Regions from separate parts of the Homo sapiens genome. Here region 1 is linked to region 2. Evidence: chromatin contacts called from ENCODE Hi-C or POLR2A ChIA-PET data. All regions are on one chromosome and are shown on one strand. The core of a region is the stretch at or near the end of the contact, and the rest is flanking DNA. Distances in the headings are between cores, read along the strand shown. Region 1 overlaps ARID4B (AT-rich interaction domain 4B). Region 2 holds the start of RBM34 (RNA binding motif protein 34).

Region 1 (6,721 bases), core at 1,609-4,108, 46 kb after region 2:
TAGGTTTTCCTAAGCAATGTAACGCTATAAAATGAAACGGAAGTATAGGTCTTTAGGCAGAGGTAATATGTAATAATAAGAACACTAATACAGCATTTTACCAAAGCGTACAAAGACAACTGCAAATGGTTAACTGTGCCATTAATTGCATATTGTAATGCAGATGCTAAGTTTTTTAAATTCCCCAAAAGTGTACTTTGTTAATATTTGATAAATGTATGGAATTAGTTATTTGTGCGTACTTAGACAAAAATATCAATGTACCTGCCAATCTACGAAACTACTGAATGAAACAGGTCCAAGTTTAGTAAACATTCTAAGATGAATACACAAAGAAAAATTAAAGCCCATTTGAGTACAACACATAACTGAATTATCATCTTTTTTTCATGAAGGAAATGTTTATGTTCATTTGTACTCAAAATCTATGGTTAACTCAAAAGCCACTCTCTTTTAATACAAACTTACAGATAATGGAAACCACTGTCAAATGGTCATTTTATAGGCCTCTGACTTCTGTACTATAGAAACAACGCAGACAACTTCCCAGGGTACCTTGCTTTCTATCATTACCAGGACAATTATTTCAAAGAAAATGAGTAGAACAACTTTGTACTCTATTTCAATATTCCTAAATCCAATGGCATACACAACTCAAGTACAGCAGGGATCAGATTACATGGAAATAAGAAAGAAAAAAAATGAAGGACACAAAACATTTTAGAGCAGGAAAGAACAAAGAAATTAAGCTGAAAAGTGACTTAAAAATTTTTTAAGGACAAAAGGAGACTAAGAATAGCTAAAAAGTAACAGAAAATTAATATTTCCAATCAAATTCATTCCAGTCTCTCAGTCTCGACTCCATTTTGTTTGCTAAGAGATGAGCTCTTTATGTAACCCAAAGAGGTCACATATATCATATACAAATATGAACTCAGATTAGAACAACAATGTAAACATTACAGCTAAAACTATAAAGTTCTTAGAAGAAAACATAAAGGAAAATTTTCAGAACACTGGATTTGGCAATGTTTCTTTGGAAATAACATCAAAAGCAGAGGCAACAAAAGAAACATTTGCAATCATGTATCTGATAAGGGAATAACATCTAGAATATATGAAGAACTATAATTCAACAACAACAAAACAACTGACCAATTCAAAAATGGCAAAAACTTGAAGGGACGTTCCTCTAAAGAAGATATACAAATGGCTAATAAGTACATGAAAAAATGTTCAACTCTACATTTCAAGTACATGAAAAAATGTTGCATTAGGAAAATGCAAATCAAAAAAGCACAATGAGATAAACAGAGAATAACAAGTGTTGACAAGGCTGCAGAGAACCTGGAACCCTAACACATTGCTGGTGAGAATGTAAAACGGTGTCGTCTCTGTGGAAAAGTTTGACAGTTCCTTAGAATGTGAAACACAGAGTTATATATAAATGAGGTGAGAAGCAGCTCCAGTGAGAGGGTCAAGCCATATCTGTCCCAATCCCCTATTATAGGTATCACTTTAAAAAACCAGTGGCTTTTATTTGGATTTTACCTTCTGCTCTACTTCCATTTTGTTGTCAGGAGGTCCAATTTAGTTCAACATTCATTTAGTACTTATCATATGCCAAATGAATACTTTTCTAGATGTGGTAAGGGATATTAGGAGAATAGATATGAAACAGAAATTTTTTTCATATTTTAAAATTAAGTTCACTTTTGTAATAATACATAACGTAGTCCTAATGTAGAAAGCTTGAACGATGAAGAAAAAAAGAAAAGGAGGGGGAGGAGAGTTGAAGGGAAAGAATTTACCCAGAGTCCTAGGTGAAAGTTATATTCCAGATCAAATTCCTTTGGCTCGGAAAAATAATTTAGAAAAATTCAATATCAGAATTGTGACTCAAGTTAGGATTGGAAAAATAGGAACAGAAACCAAAAAAATGTTAAATGGATATCAGAAAGAAATAGGGGAAAAATTAGAAGGGAGAAAACACATAAAGATGAGGAAGACAGAAAAGATAATTGAGGAGTGGTTTCTTAATTTTGAGAAAGGAAGAAAAGGAAAATAAACAAGAAAAATGGTTGTAGCTGGAGCAGCTGGAGCCCAAGCAAAGCATATCACGGAAGGAGTGATCAACTGACTGTAAAGCCACTGATAAGGTACGTAAGAGGGCAAGAAAAGCAGGAGGAATTTATCTACAAAGGGTCACTAGTGTTCCTGGTAAGCACAGTTGTGGAGACACAGTGAACAAAAGGCTGATGAGAGTGGATTTACACAGAAAAAGGAGAGAAACTGAGTAACAAGTGTAGGTAACTTTCAAACAGTTCTGCTGAATGAAAATGGAGCGAAGAAATGTCACAGTAGAAGTCAGGCTCCAGAAAAGATTTTCCTTGAGATGTGACAAATAACCACAGATCTGTAAGTAGTGGGAATGACTCAGAACAGAGCAAGAAAATGGGCCATGTCTTTGATCAGTCAAGAAGGGATGCTTATGAAGACTGGCTTCAGACAGTAGCATGACTGTATATCTATGGCTAAAGATGAAAACACAGAGAATGTGGCAGCAAACGCAGTTAGGTAGGCAGATCTTATGAAGTGTGTAGAAATGTTTTTCTTGTTTCTATCTCTCAGTAGGTACAAAGCAAGGTCACCAGCTGAAAATGAGGATAGGGAAGAGATGTTGGGGATGTGAAGACATAAGCAGCAGTATGAAATAGTCTTCTAAGAAAGTAGGAAAGTGAATGGAAGAAGGACATAGAGAATTAAGGACCCACTTGAGGTTCACAGTAATGAATTTAAAATAAGAACAGTCATTGTGGTTGCTTGCTTTACTCCAACCACGATCGGCTGCACAGGTGCAGGCAAGGAGCTGGAGGGTTAGATTTAATCAAGGTTCTTGTGGTTTTGTCAGATGAGTACTATAAAGCAAAAGGAGAGAAAAAGAACAGCTTGAGTCAAAAGAAGTGATTATAATAATAATGCCAGGGAATGTAAGCAATATCAAGGGAAGACTGAGTGCATTAACTGGGGTGAAGAGGTAAGGGGTGGTAGGATCAATACCTTAATAAAGAATTTATTATTATTATGAATTCCTTAATAAGGACCACTTCTTGGTATCTTTGGTGACAAGCACAGTATTTGGCACATAGTGGGTATTCAACTTATGTTTGGAAAATAAAGGAATAAAGTGTGATAAAAAGCAACTGAATGATGGCAAAAAATAGGATTGAGCCTACTCATTTGTGAAAGCCTTTTACCAGGTTTTTTCATCCCCTAACTCATTCCCTCCTAAGAGGATTTAATTTGTTTGGCGAAAATATTTTTTAAATGTAACACATTTTTAATTTCAAATAATATATTTAGCATAATTTAGCTTATTTTCAGTTCTCTGTAACTGTTAACATGCACTAGAACTGTTGTGGCTTATTTAAGAGTTTTACAACTGAAGTTTTACAGTGTCTCTTTTACTTTTGGGTTCCCATTAATGCAGCTGGTGATCTTCAACATACAAAAAATTATTCTCTAACTAAATTTGCAACTCTTTGATTACAGAAAGCCAAGTTGGAAATGAGCGAGAAAATTCAATCAGTATTGATACACTATTACAAAATATTGATGTATTTTAAATTCCATGCCAATTAGTCTAGATAGTTTCACTCAGTTGTTACTAAACAAAGAAATCCAACACACTCAACTAGTTTACGGCATGTTAATTTCAATGTGTACCCTTACTTTCAAAAATCAATCCCATATTTACGACACGACTTAGAAACTTGAGAGTGAAAGGGATCAATTAGATAATTATGCTAAGATTCTCTATAAAATATTAACATCACTAAGAAAAGTTAAATAGAGAGCCTACTATTAAAAACTACTTAAGCAGAACTAAATTTTTTTTAAATGTAGGGAGACATTTTAAAAGACTAAAAGAGAACACACTATAATATTAGTAATTTTATTATTATTTTTTTTCTATTTTTTTGAGATGGAGTTTCGCTCTTGTTGCCCAGGCTGGAGTGCAATGGCGCAATCTCGGCTCACCGCAACCTCCGTCTCCCAGGTTCGAGCGATTCTCCTGCCTCACCCTACCTAGTAGCTGGGATTATAGGCATGTGCCTCCATGCCTGGCTAATTTTGTGTTTTTTTTTAGTAGAGATGGGGTTTCTTCATGTTGGTCAGGCTGGTCTCGAACTGGTCTCGAACTCCCAACCTCAGGTGATCCGCCCACCTCGGCCTCCCAAAGTGCTGGGATTACAGGCGTGAGCCACCGTGCCCGGCCGGCCAGCAATAATTTTATCTTTCTACTTTTATGTATTTTTCTAAATTGTTATTTTTAGAAGAGTTTAAAAAATAATTTATGAGCATACTCCAAACATGCCTAGTGCTTGGTGACATAGTAAGTAATATAGTGCTAGACAATAGTTTTAGATACTGTCACTGCATCAGAAAAATTCTGTAAGAGTATTATAATATTTGTGGTTAAAGAGTTCAAGCCCTTTCCAGTAAATGTGGTGTGAACATGTTAAAATATGACTTTTTTTCATCACAACAGTAGAAAACAAACTTGCCCAAATGTTAACCTTTGTATAACAAAAATCAACATTTTCAGCTGTGAAATAGGGACATACATGAAAATTATATTAAAGATTTATACAGGTCGGGCGCAGTGGCTCACGCCTATAATCCCACCACTTACGGGGGCAGAGGTGGATCACCTGAGGTCAGGCGTTTGAGACCAGTCTGGTCAACATGGTGAAACCCCATCTCTACTAAAAATACAAAAATTTGCTGGGCATGGTGGCATGTGCCTACAATCCCAGCTACTTGGGAGGCTGAGACAGGGGAATCTTTTGAACCTGGGAGGCGGAGGTGACAGTGAGATGATATCACGGCGCTGCACTCCAGCCTAGACAACAAGAGCAAAACCTCATCTCAAAAACAAACAACAAACAAACAAACAGCATTTTAGTTAGAAAAAAAAGAAAAATGTAAAAATTAACAAGAAAATTGATTTTTTTGTTTTTTGTTTTGTTTTTTTTTTTTTGAGATGGAGTCTTGCTCTGTCACCCAGGCTGGAGTGCAATGGTGTGATCTTGGTTCACTGCAACCTCTGTGCCCCTGGATCAAGTCATTCTCATGCCTCAGCCTCCCAAGTAGATCGGATTACAGGCACCTGCCACCATGTCTGGCTAATTTTTGTATTTTTAGTAGAGATGAGGTTTCGCCATGTTGGCCAGGCTGGTTTCGAACTCCTGACCTCAGGTGATCTGCCCGCCTCGGCCTCCCAAAGTGCTGGGATTATGGGCATGAGCTACCCGTGCCTGGCCTAAAAACAGTATTTTTAAACAAAAAGACAGACACTCTTACATTATTTGAGAAAATCTCTTTACCGGAAAAACATGTTTCATGGCCAGGAGCATTGGTTCATGTCTATAATCCCAGCACTTTTGGAAGCCAAGGCAGGAGGACTGCTTGAGCCCAGGAGTTTGAAACCAGCTTGGGCAACATAGTGAGACCCCATCTCTACAAAAGATAAAAAATTAGCCAGGTGTGGTGATGCACACCTAGAGTCCCACCTATTCCAGAGGCTGAGGTGGGAGGATCACTCGAGCCCAAGAAGTCGAGGCTGGAGAGCCATGATTGCACCACTGCACTCCAGCCTGGGTGACAGAACAAGGTCCTGTCTGTCTCTCTCTTTTTTTTTAATCTGAAATACTTGTTTCAGATTAAAAAAACCATGGAAATAGGTCCACACAAATCTCCCAAACTGCTTGTCATGAATGACTACCACTGAAGATAAAACTATTTTCATGAACCTCCACGCATAAATCTTCATTTCCAATTTCACATCTGTTAAGTATAAATTTAGAGATCAAGCTGAAGACCCTAAAAATAAAAGAAAAATTGTCATACAGCTGATGAGGATTTGTTGCAGTCCTTATTAAATTAGCTTCAGAACTGGAGGAGCCGCAAAAATAAAAATTATTGCTTATTTATCAATAAGACAGACTGATTATTGCAGAAAGAAATAAAATAGTTATGTTAACTCTAAGAAGATTAACTGCTTAATCTACTGAAGTACATTTGTTTTCTCCATGATGTTGGAGTGTATAGAGATCCATCCTACAGGTCTTCATCAAGATGTTAAGTTTTCTTCTTTTGAAAGTTCATAGCATACAAGCACTTGAGTTCTCAGAAATAGATGGCAACGTTCACAGTAACACAAGCATGTCTTGTTGAACTAGGTCGCATTTTCCTCCCTATATTATTAAAAACTTGAATGCCTCAATTTAAATTCTTTCCTTTCCCTTCCTGCTATTTAAAAACTAAATTACTAGAGATTCTTTCTACCATCTAAAATCAAAATACTCCTGGAATTCTCTTTCTTTTAGTCAATCTTTTCTTAACAAAACAAAGCTATATCTTAATTGTAAAACAGTTTCATGAATGACTCAGTTCTTATATCTACTAAGCCTTTTTTGTTTAAAGAGCCAATTAATAGAAAATAAGCCTTGGCCGGGCACGGTGGCTCATGCCTGTAGTCCCAGCACTTTGGGAGGCTGAGGCAGGTGGATCACCTGAGGTCAGGAGTTTGAGACCAGCCTAACAAACATGGAGAAACCCCATCTCTACTAAAAATACAAAAATTAGCTGGGCGTGGTGGTGCGTGCCTATCTCAGCTACTCAGGAGACTGAGGCAGGAGAAGCGCTTGAACCCGGG
Region 2 (6,280 bases), core at 1,749-4,248:
CAAAAAAATACAAAAATTAGCTGGGTGTGGTGGTGGGCGCCTGTAATCCCAGCTACTCAGGAGGCTGAGGCAGGAGAATCGCTTGAACCCAGAGGCGGAGGTTGCAGTGAGCAAAAATTGCACTGTTGCTCTCCAGCCTGGGCGACAACAGTGAAACGCCATCTCAAAACAAAAAAAAAAAACAAAAAAAAACGAGGGATAAGGGAAAGAGGCGAACGTGGATGGATCTGACGGCACAGTCCCTAAAAAGGCAGAACATATGTGGTACACACAGCACCCAGGTGGTTGAGTTAATCTTGGACAAGAGGGAAGACACTCTGCTCTAAGAAAGAGGGGAAGAAATATGGCTGTGTACAGATGCATTAAGTTTAAATAGGACAAAAAGTAGCAGTTCCCAACTGTCAGTGATTAACAGCTCCAGAACTGGTACAAAGGTCTTCAGTTGAAATGAGAAAAGGGAAAAGGAAATAAGGGGCTTGAGGAGAGTGGCAAAGAAGAGAGGAATGAAGACTGTTAGCTAGGTACACGTGATGGGATCACTATTTGCATCTTGATTCAAATACACTGTTAAACAACGTTATGCTGGCCGGGCATGGTGGGTCATGCCTGTAATCCTAGCACTTGGGGAGACGGAGGTAGGAGGATGGTTTGAGCCCAGGAGTTCAGGACTAGCCTGGGCAACATAGCAAGACCCTGTTTCTATTTTTTTACTAAAAAAAAAAAAAAAATGCTGACTGGATCACTTGAGTCCAGCAGTTTGCGACCAGCCTGGGCAACATGGCAAAATCCCGTCTCTACAAAACATACAAAAATTAGCTGGGCATGGTGGGGCATGCCTATAGTCTAAGCAACACAGGAGGCTGAGGTGGGCGGCTGGATTGAGTCTGGGAAGCAAAGATTGCAGTGAGCCGCAATCGCACCACTGCACTCCAACCTGGGTGACAGAGCCAGACCTTGTCTCAAAAAAAAAAAAAAAAAGTTAATGAGGGAAATGAATAAATTTAAGAACACCAAACTCGGCCAGGTGTGATGGCTCACGTATGTAATCCCAGCACCTTGGGAGGCGGAGGCAAGTGGATCATGAGGTCAAGAGTTCGAGACCAGACTGGTCAATATGGTGACACCCCGTCTCTACTAAGAATACAAAAATCAGCTGGGTGTGATGGCGCGCCCATAGTCCCAGCTGCTCAGTAGGCTGAGGCAGAAGAATCACTTGAACCCAGGAGGCGGAGGTTGCAGTGAGTCAAGATTGCGCCACTGCACTCCAGCCTTGGCGACAGAGTGAGACTCCAGCTCAAAAAAAAAAAAAAAAATTTTTTTTTTAAAAAGCAAACCAGGCCAGGTGCAGTGGCTCATGCCTATAATCCCTGCACTTTAGGAGGCTGAGGTGGGTGGATCACCTGAGGTCAGGAGTTCAAGACCAACCTGGCCAACATGATGAAACTCTGTCTCTACTAAAAACACAAAAAATTAACCGGGCATGGTGGCACCTGTAATCTCAGCTCCACGGGAGGCCTGAGGCAGGAAAAATCACTTAAACCCGGGAGGTGGAGGTTGCAGTGAGCTGAGATCAGGCCACTGCACTCCAGTCTGGACAAAAAGAGCAAAACTCCGTCTCAAAAAAAAAAAAAGAAACGCAAACCAAATTCTTTTATATACATGCTGAAATATTTATAGATGAAACATAAATTTTCATTTTGCTTCCAAATAATGAGGTGGTAGCTGGGCGAGGTGGCTCACACCTGTAATCTCAACACTTTCGGAGGCCGAGGTGGGCAGATCGCTTGAGGTCAGGAGTTCCAGACCTGCCTGGCCAACATGGTGAAACCCTGTCTCCACTAAAAATACAAAAATTAGCTGGGCATGGTGACGCAGGCCTGTAGTCCCACCTACTCAGGGCCGAGGCAGGAGAATCGCTTGAACCTGGGAAGCGGAGGTTGCAGTGAGCTGAGATCACTGCACTCTACTGCAGCCTGGGCGTGGCATCAAGACTCCATCTCAAAACAAACAAAAACAAATAATGAGGGGGTATATGAGTGGGGTAAAAATACAAAAAGGTTAGCCAAATATTAGTAATTGCTGATGCTGAGTACACGGGGTTTCTTAGCCTTTTCAACTTTTCTATATGTACTGGATTTTCCATAATAAAAGTTTTGAAAGAAAGTAGAAATATGAAATAAAACTGACGAATATTCCAAGTATAGGAATGTTAATTTACCATCTAATTTCTTTAACATCAAATAAGAGAATTTTACCAACCTGTCTGCCAACTTTTTTTCTGCGTTAGTGTGTTTCTTCTTCGCTTTCACTTTTTTGGCAGGTTCTTGCGAAAGTGGTCTTTCAATCTGGGATGTACTTTCTTCCTCCTCATTCCGTTTCGTTTTTTTGATGGTTTGCTTTTTAAAAGTTTGAAGTTATATTTGAGACCCCATACTTCTAGAATTCTGACCCTAAGCCATAATTCAGTCTTTCTAAATGAGAATCTCTTCTCTCTCACTGGTATGTAAGAGTCATGAAAGGTTACTTAAAATGAATCCTGTCTGCCCCCTTTAGAAATCACGCTTCACGCGGTAGGTAAGAAGATTGCTTTGTATGTAAGTGGTTCTAACGAGCTATTCGGGAAGAAAGCCCAGTGACTTACTTTAGGCACAGGCACGTACACGGGTTGAATCTGGGGCTCCAGAGAACTGAAGAGGGACGCCAGCCGACCGGTGCCACCTCTGGAATGGTGTTCGCCGCGAAATAAGCTACTGGCGACCTGTCCAAGCCTGTAGTCTTCCGGCGGACTCCCGCGAACGCCGTCGTCAGGATTCTCTCTAGAAATGGACGACAGAAACTCAGCCACGCCACGCACCACCGCTTCGCCAGCACGAGGGAACGTACAACATCCCTCCCCAGGTACTCGTGCCGCGCGCCACTCACCCCTCCTGGACACTTCTCTTTCTCTTCCGTTTGCTCATCCCTTCCAAGGCCATTCTTACTCCAAAGACTCCCAGACTGCAGCTGCGCGCCAGCTCGCACTTCCGGGTTCCGGGCACTTCCGCTCTCTGGCCACGCCCCCTCCCCTCCGGCAGTCGGCCGCCGGGCGGCGGCGAAGGGAGGCGCTGGGTGAGGGAGCAGGTTTGTCGCCGTCGGTTGGTGGTCCTCGCCGTTTCAGAAAAGCCTCATTTTGGGAGTGAAGGACGTCTTCTGGGAGTGGTTGAAGCCTGCAGTGTGAAGAATCAGCCAGGCTAGGAGCGGGGTGTCCACCCAAGCCGAGAGAGAAACACGTAGAATACTGACTTGTTGAAAAGGAGGGAGGGAGGTTTGGCAAGAAATGCGGTTAGGGGTGAACGCAGTGGGGTGTTTACAATTTGCTAATCGCTGTGAAGAGTACAAAGGAATTCTTTGTACTCTTCTTGCAACTTGTCTGAAACATGACATTATTCCAAAATAAAAACCACAACTCTAACGAGTCACGTCAACATACAATTCGAAAGATTGTAATGCGGACCTGCTATTCTACCTGGAAAAGTAGATACTTGGCATTCAAAACGCTTCAAGGTGTTCTCAGCCCGTCTTCCCAGACTCATCTCCCTCCAGCCCCTGACATTCTAGCCTGCTTTCTCCACTGCCTCTACAGTTGTTATTCCTGTCCCCTCTGTTGTAATTGCCCTCCTCTTTCCCCTTCTGCAAAATAATGTCCATCCTTCAAGGCCTACCTCAGATACTGTCTAACTTAGTATTTCTTTGCAGCCAGGTGCGGTGGCTCGCCTGTAATCCTAACACATTTGGAGGCCGAAGTGGGAGGATTGCGTGAGGACTAGGAGTTTGAACCAGCCTGGTCGATCTAGCGAGACTTATTCTCTACAGAAAAGAAATTAGACGGGCACCTTCGCGCTCGGCGCCTGTAGTCCCAGCACTTTGAGAGGCTCGGGCAAGAGGATCCCTTGAGCCCTGGAAGGTCGAGGCTGCAGTAAGCTGTGATCGCATCACTACACTCCAGCCTAAGCGGCAGACCCTGGCTCAAAAAAAAAAAAAAAAAAATTCTTTGCTATTTACAATAGGGATATTTTCCCAAGCCCCCATGGTACTTACTATAATCATTTTTGGTCTGCTTTAGTGTTAGTTACAGTCTCTTTAGATGTAAAGGCAAGACAGTAAGGATTATGTTTTATTCATCATGTATGCTGTGTCTCTATTAGCTGTACATAGTGAATATTTGTTAAATTGACTCTCAGGGTAATAAAAGATTACTAGTTAAATCATCCAATAGTTTGAGTGGCAAAATAGGATTTGACTTTGTTCTTATTTTCTTTCAGACAAGGTGTTGCTCTGTCACCCAGACTGGAGTGTAGTGGTGAGATCACGGCGCACTGCAGCCTTGACTTCCTGGGCTCAAGCCATCCTCCCACCACGGAGTAGCTGGAACTGCAAGCAGCAGCACCATGCCCAGCTAATTTTTTTTTTTTTTTTGGAGACAGAGTCTCGCTCTGTCGCCCAGGCTGGACTGCAGTGGCGCGATCTCAGCTCACTGCAACCTCCGCCTCCCGGGTTCAAGTGAGTCTCCTGCCTCAGCCTCCCAAGTAGCTGGGATTACAGGTGCATGCCACCATGCCCAGCTAATTTTTGTATTTTTTTAGTAGAGACCGGGTTTCACCATGTTAGCCAGGCTGGTCTCGAACCCCTGACCTTGTGATCCGCCCACCTCAGCCTCCCAAAGTGCTGGGAGTACAGGTGTGAGCCACCGCGCCTGGCCTTTTTTTTTTTTTTTTTTTTTAAATAGAGATTGGGGTTTCACTGTGTTTCCCAGGCCGGTCTTGAACTCCTGAGCTTGAGCAGTCCTCCTGCCTTGGCCTCCCAAAGGGTTGGAATTACAGGCGTGAGCCACTGCATCCAGCCAGGATTTGACTTTGAGTCTTTTGGGGACAGCCTAAGCTTTTTGAAAGCTACTCAACCAAGTTGACTGGGAATATATGTGACTTTTACTTCCCCCTTCAGAGAAATTTATGAAAAAAATCCACAATATTCAACTGCTCGGCCCTGGGTTTTGATTACTGGGCCCCTTATTTTGGTTTCCCATAATCTTGATCTTCTGGTATTTCACAAAGATGAAGAAAGCTTATCCATACATGCATGCGATACAACTCAAAAATCTGTTCTATCCAGTCCAGTGAAGAAATTATATTCTATATTTCTAGAATTATAGAATTCTATTCTGTGTATTTTTTGAGACGGAGTTTCACTCTTGTTGCCCAGGCTGGAGTGCAGTGGCACGATCTTGGCTCATTGCAACCTCCGCCTCCCAGGTTCAAGCGATTCTCCTGCCTCAGCCTCCCGAGTAGTTGGGATTACAGGCATGCACCACCATGCCTGGCTAATTTTATATTTTTAATAGAGACAGGGTTTCTCCATGTTGGTCGGGCTGGTCTCGAACTCCTGACCTCAGGTGATCCGCTCGCCTTGACCTCCCAACGTGCTGGGATTACAGGTATGACCCACTGTGCCCAGCTAGGTAGCAGATACTTATAGAAGAAAACAGACTGCGAAAGCAGCTGTGGTTGCAGATAGTTTTAAAATTATCTTCATTGCTGTTCAGTGCTGTTTTTAACCATTTAGAGATCACTTACTGCTTTGAGAGTTTTTTAAAATATGAGGACATGGTGGGACAAGGTGGCTCACGCCTATAATCCCAGCACTTTGGGAGACCAAGACGGAAGGAATGCAAGCCCAGGAGTTTCAGATCAGCGACTGCGCCATTTGCACTCCAGCCTGGGCAACAAGAGCGAAACTCCGTCTCAAAAAAACAAAAGGAGGCCGGGTGCGGTGGCTTACGCCTGTAATCCCAGCGCTTTGGGAGGCCGAGGTGGGTGGATCATCTGAGGTCAGAAGTTTGAGATCAGCCTGGCCAACATGGTGAAACCCCATCTCTACTAAAAATACAAAAATTAGCTAGGCATGGTGGCGGGCGCCTGTAATCCCAGCTAGTCGGGAGGCTGATGCAGGAGAACCACTTGAACCCGGGAGGCAGAGGTTGCAGTGAGCCAAGATGGCGCCATTATACTCCAGCCTGGGCGACAGAGCGAGATTCTGTCTAAAACAAAACAAAACAAACAAAAAAAAGAAATTAACAAGACCCCACTCTAAAGTTTTTTCAGTAGGAAAAAAAACGTTTTGGAGAACACCGTTAAGAAACGTATCATCTTGGGTGGGCGCGGTGGCTCATGCCTGTAATCCCAACACTTTGTGAGGTCAAGGCGGGCAGATTACGAGGTCAGGAGATCGAGACCATCCTGACTAA

What was found. Hi-C counts contacts between places; a loop is a spot of excess contacts on that map. ChIA-PET counts read pairs that join two places held with the same protein, here RNA polymerase II (POLR2A). Pooled maps may share reads with other maps.
Region 1: a map of CD4-positive, alpha-beta T cell shows a loop between it and region 2 (4-fold over the local background). The contact joins the enhancer-like site here to the promoter of RBM34 in region 2. A Hi-C loop is called at or near these places in 5 of 168 maps with a recorded cell type or tissue (CD4-positive, alpha-beta T cell, CD4-positive, alpha-beta memory T cell, CD8-positive, alpha-beta T cell and 2 more) and 10 of 50 pooled maps. POLR2A ChIA-PET finds 5 or more read pairs at or near these places in 21 of 52 experiments (B cell, BJ, CD4-positive, alpha-beta T cell and 17 more).

What each region holds. Positions count from the first base shown.
Region 1 is chr1:235,204,538-235,211,258 of GRCh38, forward strand. All of the region lies in intron 17 of ARID4B (AT-rich interaction domain 4B), which reads right to left. Among named protein-coding and RNA genes, the nearest start is that of MIR4753, 18 kb to the left of the region's middle. Within about 2 kb of position 2,859, at least 2 of the 41 ENCODE cell types and tissues checked have a DNase peak (open chromatin) inside an H3K27ac peak, as active enhancers do; they include CD4-positive, alpha-beta T cell and CD8-positive, alpha-beta T cell, where a contact is called at or near this core.
Region 2 is chr1:235,158,252-235,164,531 of GRCh38, forward strand. It overlaps RBM34 (RNA binding motif protein 34), which reads right to left and starts at 2,999. Exons shown (of 11, transcript NM_015014.4): 1 at 2,923-2,999; 2 at 2,642-2,816; 3 at 2,260-2,396. The coding sequence starts at 2,975. RefSeq lists enhancers at 1,362-1,966, 2,253-3,452, 3,154-3,333.